2 separate regions of the Homo sapiens genome follow, and region 2 is linked to region 1. The links are chromatin loops, found by intact Hi-C in ENCODE. Cell type or tissue: A673. All regions are shown on one strand. Each heading gives the region's core, and the rest is flanking DNA. Links, peaks and the distances in the headings are about the cores only. Region 1 overlaps OBI1-AS1 (OBI1 antisense RNA 1). Region 2 overlaps OBI1-AS1 (OBI1 antisense RNA 1).

Region 1 (5,392 bases), core at 201-5,200:
TTCTTAAAAGAATGTTGGAGGTGAGGCAATTGCCATGTTCCCTTTGGGGAACTAGACATTTTATTTGTGCTGGTTTTGATGTAGGGAAGCTTATAAAGGGGTGAAAGTACTTTCGTTCTTGTTGTGTCTTACTGCTTAAGGAAGGATGGGTTGTTGACTGAAGTGAAGGAAATGCCTTAATAGCATAAAACAGCGAGCTGGCTCCAGAATCAATAGGGCACTGAAGCAATGCAAACAGACATAATACTTGAAACATACAAGGAAGGGTGCGGGAAAGAAACTTCAAACTTCATGTGAATGATTTGTATTTACTATAAAGAGCAAGAAGTTTAGGGAAAATTTTGAAGAAAATGAGAGAAGTCAGATGAGGAGATTGGAAAACTCATTGGTCAGCAGTATTTAGAATATATTAGAAGAGGTAAAGCTTGAAGTTGAAGGGCCAGAAGGGTCAGAAATATAGACATTTTTGTAAATTTATGTGTTGTATTTCCACAATTATTAAACTGTGTTAGTAGTCTCTGAATGCTGGGCTAGCGCAAAACCCAGATTAAAAATTAAGTTGCAGAATTTGATGAAAGATAGACATTGATAATACTCTCAAAATGTAATAAGTCATATGGTGAAAGGATTGGAGATCACTGAATATGCTTCCAGGGGAAAATGTTACATGTAATTAAGCTCAGGGTGGAGTAGTAGTATCTCTGGGGTGATAAACTAATGGACTTAAACTATTTTCTCACTTTTAGATTTTTCTGTCTCTCCTGATCAAAGTTGTAACTTATAATGGGTAAAAGACTTCTGAGAGCTTAGATAAGTATTTAAAAAAGTTCTTTGCATATTTTAAGTAGCCTTCACATCCTTTTGCAATCTTTGTTGATCAATACCTTCCACCTCCTAATCTACCCCTGTCCTTACCCATGCAAATCAAATTAACCACTGTTTTAGCCTATCCTAAATAGCAGAGAGTGAGGCAAGACTACATTGCCAATCCTTTATAGGGAAATGACATTTCTAGGCAAAGGTGAGGGAAAAGGAAATGAATCAGAGAGGGATGGAAGCAAATGCAAGGTGATGTGTTATGGTGCTGGCCAGACAATGCTTCAGGAGGTTTCCAGACAGGATGCGTGGAAAAGCCACCACTCAGAACAGTCCTCTACAAGGAATTTATCTAGTGTATTATTCTAGGCCTGTCTCCCATTGGTCTGTTTGCCTCATGAGCTGTCTACTTCCCTGAGTTTTATTGTTGTATCACTTGGCCCCCTTTGGAAGTGGTGTGGGGCTTTGTCTAGTCCAAAATTGTTTGGAAGAGCCAAAGCCTGTGGACCAGGCTTGCAGTAAACTATCTGTCACCAGGATCTATAAACCCACAGATAGTCTGTGACCTTGATGTCAGCTATGTTGGGCAACTGTCCAAGGTCTAGGAGATAAATGAGGTTGAGAGAATCTGAGGAAGCATTTACGCTATGTTGGAGGCAACCACACACTCATATCCCCACCGTCCTACTGTAGATTCTGCAACAGTACCTATAGCGTTTTCTTATGTATTTGTTTCTTCTTGCAGATCTATAAGCTTATGAGAGCACTTAAGTTGAGTTTTTGTGCTTGTAGGCCTTAGCACAACATTTGTACATAAAAATAGTTAATGAATATTTATAGAATAAAGGAATGAAGTTATATATCATCCTTCTCAAAAATCAAAATTCCAGTCTTCCAAATAAGGTATCTAAATTCTTATGACATTCTATTTACCATATACCCAGACATCAGAAATTCACACCTAAAACAGTAGCCACTGAGTTTCTATAAATCCTCTGAAAATTTAAGTACATTCTAAAAAAATCACACATGGTTCCTGAAAAGTCAAACTAAGCTCCAGGTATATATTTTAAACTATTCATAGGAAAGAAAAAGAGCTTCTCTGACATGCTATGCTGAAAATTACCTGCTTATTTCATTACAAATGATATTTTAGCATTTAACATTTGGTGGTAATAACTGTTACTTTTTAAAACAGGTTTATTGTTGTCACTAATTTTTACACTGTTCCTTGCAGATGAACATTTTTTCAAAAAATAAATAAGTCAAGGTTAAATAGTTTACCCACAGGTACAAAGGTAGAGATGGGGGAGGTCTCATCAGATGTTTATTAATTAGTATCTTTTCTACAAAATCACATGCTGACTAGCAGATGAAGATGAATTAAACACATGATCATATCTTCTGTTACCTAATACCTCAATAGGAATCCATAAAACACTGTATTAAAACAATCATAGGAAATAATAAATTTAGAAAATGATAGTGATAGGCTGGAGAAAACTGTCTAAAGGGATTGGTATAAAGAAAACTGTCACAGATAAATAAATGAAGAAATAAGGCAAGAACAGGTTTAAATATTGCTTCAAGCATGGCTTGTGTTACAGCACATAAAGTAGCTTAAAATATAAGCCCCAGTGTTTTCTTTGTAGTTTTTCTACATAAATACAGATATTATAATTAGCCTTTATGTTTTTCAGAAAACACTAATCCATGGTCAAAATAATTGGTTCAATGAGCTGGACACCTGTAGTAAGTTTCGGAAGAGAATACTTGCTTGTGGGTCTGAAATGATACCAACTATTTGGAGATAATTTACTTTAGAAATTTACATATCCAAATCATGGAGAAAATTAATATTAAAATAGAGAAAAAATAAAGCAAAAACAAATGTTTTAAACACTACTGGAAAATACATTCAGAAGCAGATGCTGCTTGCAAGCAGATATTTTATATAGAACAGTGTTTTAAGGACAGAGAAAGATGATAGGTTTTCAAGGATTCCGTTGTCACTGGATATAGGCATTTGCCTTTTGTATGTATTTAAGAATTTGCATTCTTATTCTGTTCTGAGCAGAAGATCTTTTTCTAGCGCAATGATAGCATGTGGTGTGTTGTGGTCCCGAAATGTGTGCAGTGAGGTCATTATCAACCCCAGACTAGTTTCTGTCTTTAATGCACATTAATTCACATGTCATCAGACATGAAAACTAAAGTGTTTAGAACCTATGTTCTTTTGCTTTTTGTCTTTCTGGTGTCATCAAAAGTAAAAAAAAAAAAAAAATAAATAAGCACCACCTTAGAGTATATGAATGACCAGGAAATAAACATAAGAATAATAAAAAGTCAAATCATGTCCAAATTAAATTAAAGAAAATGAATCACAGAAGTTTCAAATAGAACACCCATTTGCAAGTAAATGAATTCCAAATTTGGGCAAAGTTTTTTGGAGTTTTAGACTATTAGCATGTAGTCACAGTGACACTTTGTGTTCATTGTTAGGGAATGCACTCTAGGAAAGTGCTAGATGAATGGATACCATGATGCATTGTGCTGGGAGCATTGCTACAGAATTCATCCTTGGGAGATCCAAGAAAGAAAATGAGAAACAGAGTGAATCAAACTGAAACATGTAAACCCAGAGGAGTGGACATATAAATATAGAGTGTTATTAACACATAGATAATGTCCTTCTGAATTCACTAATATTCTTTGTATTGCACTGTTCAACATAGCATACGCTCTCTGCTTTTTAAGTAACTGACCTAACCTCTAGATCTAAAATATTTGTTCTACATCATTTATTTAGAGATGTTATTTTAATTGTTACTTAACATCTCAGTGGATAATTCGGCTTATAATTCTCTGAAATAAAATCAGACAGAAACTTATTTAGATTTAAAAGTTGAATTTTTTCTGCTTTTATCTGATGAAATAAATGGCAATACATTTCAATGACTACTAGAGAAAGAGAGAACAGCGTGAATCCAAGTATCCAAATATATAATTTTACATCATCATGTTAAAGAAGGATATTTATATTCTTTTATGTAAAAAGTATATTTTATTCTAATACTGCAGCTGTCTTTGTAAGGGTTGTATAATACAGATTTAGAGAAAAAAATTTAAATAAAAACATAATAGTTGGATTTATTAGAATATTTATATTCTAATAAAGTAGCTTAAAAATAAATTTTAAAATATCCTGACAATTAAATTATGGAATTGGATTGTAATGCAAAACATTAATTAGTATATTAAACATTAAACATTAAATCCTTAACTAGTCTGTTGAGAAAGGAACACATAAGTGTCCTAAGTTGGAAGGCCAAAGGCCAAAGGACAACTGGGGTATCAGAAGCATCACCCACAGATGGTGCCTGATCCATCTTGTTCCAACCTTATTTCTATATATAATTCCTCATATATATACATATATATGAGGAATATAAATAAATATATTTATTTATATTATAGATATGGTATTATCAGTTGTCTAAATACAATTTAGGAATACTTGAAACATAACAGCTATCTAGATAGCTAAGTAGGGATATTTGAGAACTCTTGATAGAAACTTTGAATATGTCTGATGATATATGTCTATACACTTATACATACAAATATGTGTAGACACATACACACAAACACACATATATGTTTAAATACAATTTATGTATATGAAATTTTAGATTAATTTGTATCTACATAGATTAAGTCAGTTGCAGACCTAAGCAGGAATGGCATATTAAAAGTAAAAGAACAGAACTTTGGAAAGTTGAAAATACGTAAATCAGCAATTTTGTATTCATTCAGATGATTTATTGCCTACTTTCTCCTTTTGTTTACATTCGTAGATAAACTTTTTAAAAAAATACTAGCCGGGCATAGTGGCTGTAATCCCACACCTGTAATCCCAGCACTTTGGGAGGCTAAGGCCTTCGAGACCAGCCTCGCCAACATGGTGAAACCCCATCTCTACTGAAAATACAAAAATTAGCTAGGCGTAGTGGTGCACGCCTGTAATCCCAGCTACTAGGGAGGCTGAGGAAACGGAATCGCTTGAATCTGGAAGGCGGAGGTTGCAGTGAGCTGAGATCGCGACACAGCACTCCAGCCTGGGTGACAGAGTGAGACTTCATCTCAAACAAAAAAAAAAAAAAAAAAGAAAAAGAAAAAAAAAAGTAAGTAAAGCCCAACTTGCCCCAAACACAGTAACTAATAAGGGGCAGAGCAAACATTCACACCCAAAGCCAGGGAGCTGAATGTTCCAGAACCCTACTGAAGTGCATCTTAATTTACTTAATAGGTTTGAATCTAAGAAGCTGTGTACAATTCATGTTTTATAAACTCTGTCCTTGCCAGTGAATTCCCTTGAATTTGGAAGAATCCTTGTGTAGTCCCTTAATTTACATGGTTTCTAACTTTAAATATTCATGGATTCACTGTGATTTGCTAGGAAAGGGATGTTTGTTATTATTCGAATGCTTTCCTTCATATCAAGTAATCAATAAATGTAAAATTATAAAACAAACTGCAGTTAAAAAACATTGTCACTAAAACTATAGTTATAGCT
Region 2 (5,392 bases), core at 101-5,100, 270 kb before region 1:
AAAGGGAGAGAGAAAGAAAAACACCCACTGAATGCTACCTCCCTTCTAATGGTGGGTGACTTTCAGGCCAAGAAGGAATTTATTATGAAACTCAACTGGTTTTCTCCTTGAGCCTGCTCTTTAAAAAAAAAAAAAAAAAAAAAAAAAAACAGGAAAATATGCCTAATTATTTTAAAGTTCCTTTCCAATCGCAAGGCATAGCTAAGTCCTTTAATTATAATACAGTATGAATAGGGGGAGCATATGGAGGAGAATGTCAAGAAGAGGGTGCCAGGGGCAGATCCTCAGAAATCTGTATTCATTTCTGGCTCTTATTTGTTCAGTAATCTCTACCATCATAACTAAATCTTGAACCACTGATGTAGTTCGAGTTGTTGTTGACTTAACGTCAAAATTCAATCACTGGGGGTTTTGCATCAGCCGGGCTACTTATTTGTCTAATAAATCCGTCATTTTGTAAGAAAAATATTTGAGCAGCCGTACTTGACCTCTTGGTATCCACAAGTCACATTTATTTCTCCCAGTTTACAAATGCAAAATCGAGATGAACGTCTAATGCCTGGAGGAACTGTGTTGATTTCAGATTGGATTTTAGATGGAAATGTCTATTTTAAATACCTTGTGATTAAATTGTACATATAATAGGATCCATGCATTTTTAACTGGTTCCTGCTTGGAAACTTAACAACCTGGACTGCAAATCACACATACCAATGCCAAAAGGAAAACACACACACACACACACACACACACACACACACAACCGAACCCACCCACTTTTCTCAGACAAATACTAAAATTTAGCCTCAAATGCAAGACTTTATTAAAACAAGAGTTTTTTTTAAAAAAAATAATTCTTCTATTAATGGATTCTCCAACCTTGCCCCGAAAATATTCTAATTCCTGGAGGGTAAGGCTTCAGCCCAATCCCAGGAACAGCACACACAGAATTCATGCAGTCTTGAGTCTACAACCAAACTGTAACTCAAGTCTAATGAAATCCATATCACCATCTCTGAGTATTATTAGTTAAGGAAAAAAATGTGTTATATTTTATTGAATTAATTTTATTCTCCAGTCTAGAAGCCTGTTTGGATATTGCTTGAAAATATTCTATTGCTTCTCTCCTACTCCTTCTCCTTCAAGAATCTTTTTAGTGCAAAAATCTCTCCACAGCTCAAGAATCTTTCTCAAATCTTTGGCGAAAGACAAAACAGTCTATTCGAGTCCATTGTAGAGTTGGGGAAAGTGAGACACTACCCATATATTATGGCAAAAGTACTTGGATAAAAAGAGACGTCTTCAGAAGGCAGACTAGAAAACTGCTTTTGCCAGTTGGCGATGGGACTGAAACAACTGGGGCCTCGGGAAGCTGGAACAACTGGAGGGAGGCTGCAGTATCTGCGAGGTGCGTCCTATGGACGCAGTCCCGCCCGCGTGGCTGGGGTGGTGGGGCGGGGATGTAGACTGGGCATACTTTGGCTGAGAGAGGAAAAGGGCCTGGCGACCTGCTCAAGTTTTGGATTCTTTTTTGCCTTCTTGCTCAGGGATGCGCGTTTGTGTGTGTGTGTGTGCGTGTGTGTGTGTGCTATTCAATAACTAGGGGATGCGTAGAGAAAGTGTTGCTGTAGCTTGTTTGTGTCTGAAACCTTCGCGATGGTCCGAACCCATATACAAGATATTTCATGCCAAAGGTGATCAATAAACAGGGAGGGTCTCTGACCCCCCGCTGCCTCCGCCCTAGCTCTGCGCTGGATTTTCTGCTCCTTGAAGTCCCGCGCAGGTTCCAGTTGAGTTTCGGTGTTCGCATGTTTTTCCTCAGACCTTTCTCTCCCATTCATTTCACGCTTGGGATCCCCGAGACCTCGAGTTTCTTTCTTTTCTTTCTTTCTTTCTTTCTTTCCTTCCTTCCTTCCTTCCTTCCTTCCTTCCTTCCTTCCTTCCTTCCTTCTTTCCTTTCTTTCTTTCTTTCTTTCTTTCTTTCTTTCTTTCTTTCTTTCTTTCTTTCTTTTTCTTTTCTTTCTTTCTTTTCTTTCTTTCTTTTTTTTTCCTGTCTTATGATTAGGGGAGTGCTCTCCCCGTGCATTTCTGAGCCTCCCCGTTTGGGCTACTCGGAGCTCGATCCCTGCGCCGCGCTCTGGCGACCCGTCTACACAGGGCAGGGCTGGCTGGTTGGCGGCGGGGAAGCTTTCGCACCCCGAGCTTGCGATGCTCCCTAATGGAGCAGTCAGCCTGATGGGCTTCTCGTCCCGGCAATGGTCCCGAGTACTCTTCTGCATGAGCTCTCTTCTCTCTAAGACCTAGAGGGGTCGCTAGTGAGCAGCACACTTGGCACTGCAGTGGCTGTCTGGGGCTTTTCGCAGACTTCCTGCCTCTACTTGCTTAGAGCGTGCACGCCCATAGTGTTAGTGACCAGTCCTTACAGGGAGGATGCTGGGTTCCGGGAAACTATACCTTATAATAACCATTCCTGTACCTTTCTCATAAACATGTCACTTCCATTTCCAAGCCTGCCCTCCTAAATTTAATTACTTCAAATTTTCATTTTCCCTTCGTAGGACCTTAAGGCATTTAACACATTCAGAGAAAGGCACCGTGGCCGGGCGGGAAGAATCCTCAATTCTAGGCTCAGCCGCCTGAGAGCAACAATCCACATAACCCTAACCCCAGTTCCAAGGCTTGTGGAGAGTGGAAGGACCAGGTTATGTTTCTGTGGGTCATGCCACAAATCTGACTGGATGTATAGTTCAGGTATGAGAAGGTGAAGGAATAATTCTTTAGTATGTGAAAAAAACCGGTCAGAGTGAATTGACACATTTGTCTAATATTTGTTTCTGTCGCAAAAACAGTGATGGGGCTTTCAGAGTCAATCCATCCTGCTCCCTTTCTCACACCCCTCCTTTCTTCCACCTCTCCTTTAGTTCTAGAGAGAAACAAGAGAAAGGAAATGTTCTTGGATTGTGTGGATTATCCACTCGTTGATTGTCCACTTTGCCTTCTGATGTAGAGATTTCTGAAGGAATTTTATTTCTCGAATGTGATTGGGTGAGAAGAGAAGGGAAGTATGTGGACAAGTCCAACTCCCCAGGCTTTCTTGCCAGGACAACGTTCGCTTGGGCTTCCCCTTGGCTTCCAGATTCTTCTGCAACCATCAGTTGCAGGAAAGGACTTTTGCATTTACATTGGTTTCCTTTGGTTTTCCCGAGTCAGTCACTCAATCAGAACACGTATTGAGAAACTAGTACTATGTGCATGGACAATACTAGCAAGCTGTGAAGGCAGGTATGGCAAACAGAGTGGTTAGCAGATGGAGCAGGTCAAAGTGTTTCTGAGATAGATGTATTTTTAAATTCAGATGATCCTAAATGTACAAATGTATACGACATCATTTCTTGGAGAAAACTTCTATAAATACTCAACATTGCCTTTACAGTTTTGAAGTTAGCCCTTACCCACATAAAGTAGGTATAAATTTGTGAACTTTTTAATTGAGAATGAAATTGGAAAAGAAGGAAATGCTTTGGCAGTTTGAAAATATTGTTAGCTTGTGGAAATAGATATACTGTACTGTAATTAACAACTTATAAAATCTTAAATCAATATAAATTAATTTAATTATGATTTGTAATTGCATTATGCATGATCAATTTGAAACACTATGTTAAAGATAATTAGAGCTGGGCACCGTCACTCATCACTCCTCCAATAGCTTAATGAAAAGGAATGTCATGTACCACCTTTGGGTTAAACCTGTAAATTAGGATAAATGTTATTTTCCAATAAAAATGTGGTAAAATAATTGTACATTTAATAGACATTTTTATGACTCAATTGTAAATGTGTAATGGATTTTTTTGGAAACTGTATTATTATTATTTTTCATGGACCTAGTTAAGTATTTATTAGGGTTGATTGAGCTGTCAGTGTTTTTTCAGGATCAGGCCTCGAGGATTTGAATGAAGACTAACTTTTATGTAAAAATATCATGCTGTCCTCGAAGCGGGTGCCAAGAGGTCACTGCAGATGGAGGTCCTAACTTAGCATAATGGGTTTAACATTTCCATGACATCATCAGGGAATCTGAAAGGAGTCTAAGGATAATCAGAGTGGTCATTCAGAAGAACAGTAAATATTTTATGAGGATATATAGAAGCAGAAAAGATGGTCAGAAAGGTGATTCTAAGCTCCTTAGAGTTCTGTGAAGGAGGCTTCTCAGTTACTCTCAGAGTTAAAAGAGCCAATGCATGTTCTTATATTAGCAAGACACATTTGAGAGGCTCAGAATAGGACCCAGGTTAGACATTAGTTTGTATAAGATCATTTCTGTTTCCTGAACTCTTCATATTTTGTCAAGGTGTCTGTATTTATCCTTTATATGCTTGCAAACAGGAATATACATTCACTATTCCTAAGACTATTTTAGTTTGTTGATTTCCCAATATTATCTGGTACTGCAAGGTGGGTTCTTTTAAGATGATAATTGAAATTACCATAAGCATATTAGAAGTGTGTATGAATTAGATGAATTCAGTAAGCTCTATTAATTTATATTTTTTATTTTCTACTTTCAACAAATAATATTTGAATTCCTGTATTACTACGGGTCTTTTGATGGGATTCACCTTTACCACCAAACTTCTACTTCTAACCCAAGGCAGATATTGAAGAAAGAATTATATGTATATATATGGAGAAAGAGAGAGAGAGGGAGGGAGGGAGAGAGAAACAATACAAGCTCCACAAAACTTCATGCTTCAGAGTTTTAAACATTTTCTCTAAATTATGATCATTTTTGTTTCCAGCCAGATATACGTAAATAGAAATAAACTTGTTCTGTTATTTGAAAAGGAGACATATCTTTTTTTAGAATATGATTAAGTACACTTGCTCAGGGATTATATGGATTTGATGTTTGGCGTTAACCATTAAAATGGGTATTTTAGACTTTCAAAAATGCCAACTGGAATGAGTACTGAGTCTTCTCGAATTTATTTGTTTATTTTAATAAAAAATTATCTTGACACTTCTGAAAACAAAAGAAATTTTATCATTCGCTGCAGAAGATACAAATGCATAAGTGTTGGGAAAGGTAAATAAAATATTTTAAACTGTAAAATGTAATCTTCTCTCCCCAGTCTTGAGCTTTGAACATAATACCCATTCCTTGAATCTCATATGTCATCATGCCAGGAAACCTTCCATGGTGTTCTGGCTCAGAAGAATCTACTTGTAAACTCTTAGATAAAAACTTAGGATTTTTTAAGACAAAAATCCTCTTTGGTCACTTATCTCACATTTCCTCTTATTGTAATGACATGTGCTCCTATCTTTTCTACCATAGTAAAGGCTTCTCAGGAGAAGATAGTTTATCTTTTCTATCTTTGCATTTCCC

Evidence for each region. Peaks named below come from ENCODE experiments on the same cell type or tissue, not always from the same donor. Only the 100,000 strongest peaks of a DNase experiment are listed, where the experiment ranks them.
Region 2: it touches region 1 in a loop (2.1-fold over the local background); 2 of 110 quality-filtered maps call a loop at or near these places.

Annotation. Positions count from the first base shown.
Region 1 is chr13:78,315,134-78,320,525 of GRCh38, reverse strand. All of the region lies in intron 3 of OBI1-AS1 (OBI1 antisense RNA 1), which reads right to left. Among named protein-coding and RNA genes, the nearest start is that of OBI1-AS1, 260 kb to the right of the region's middle. In A673, for the core only: a CTCF peak has its summit at 3,300; a DNase peak (open chromatin) is centred at 3,295.
Region 2 is chr13:78,583,748-78,589,139 of GRCh38, reverse strand. All of the region lies in intron 3 of OBI1-AS1 (OBI1 antisense RNA 1), which reads right to left. Among named protein-coding and RNA genes, the nearest start is that of POU4F1, 17 kb to the left of the region's middle. In A673, for the core only: a CTCF peak has its summit at 2,300; a DNase peak (open chromatin) is centred at 2,309; H3K27me3 peaks cover 3,663 bases.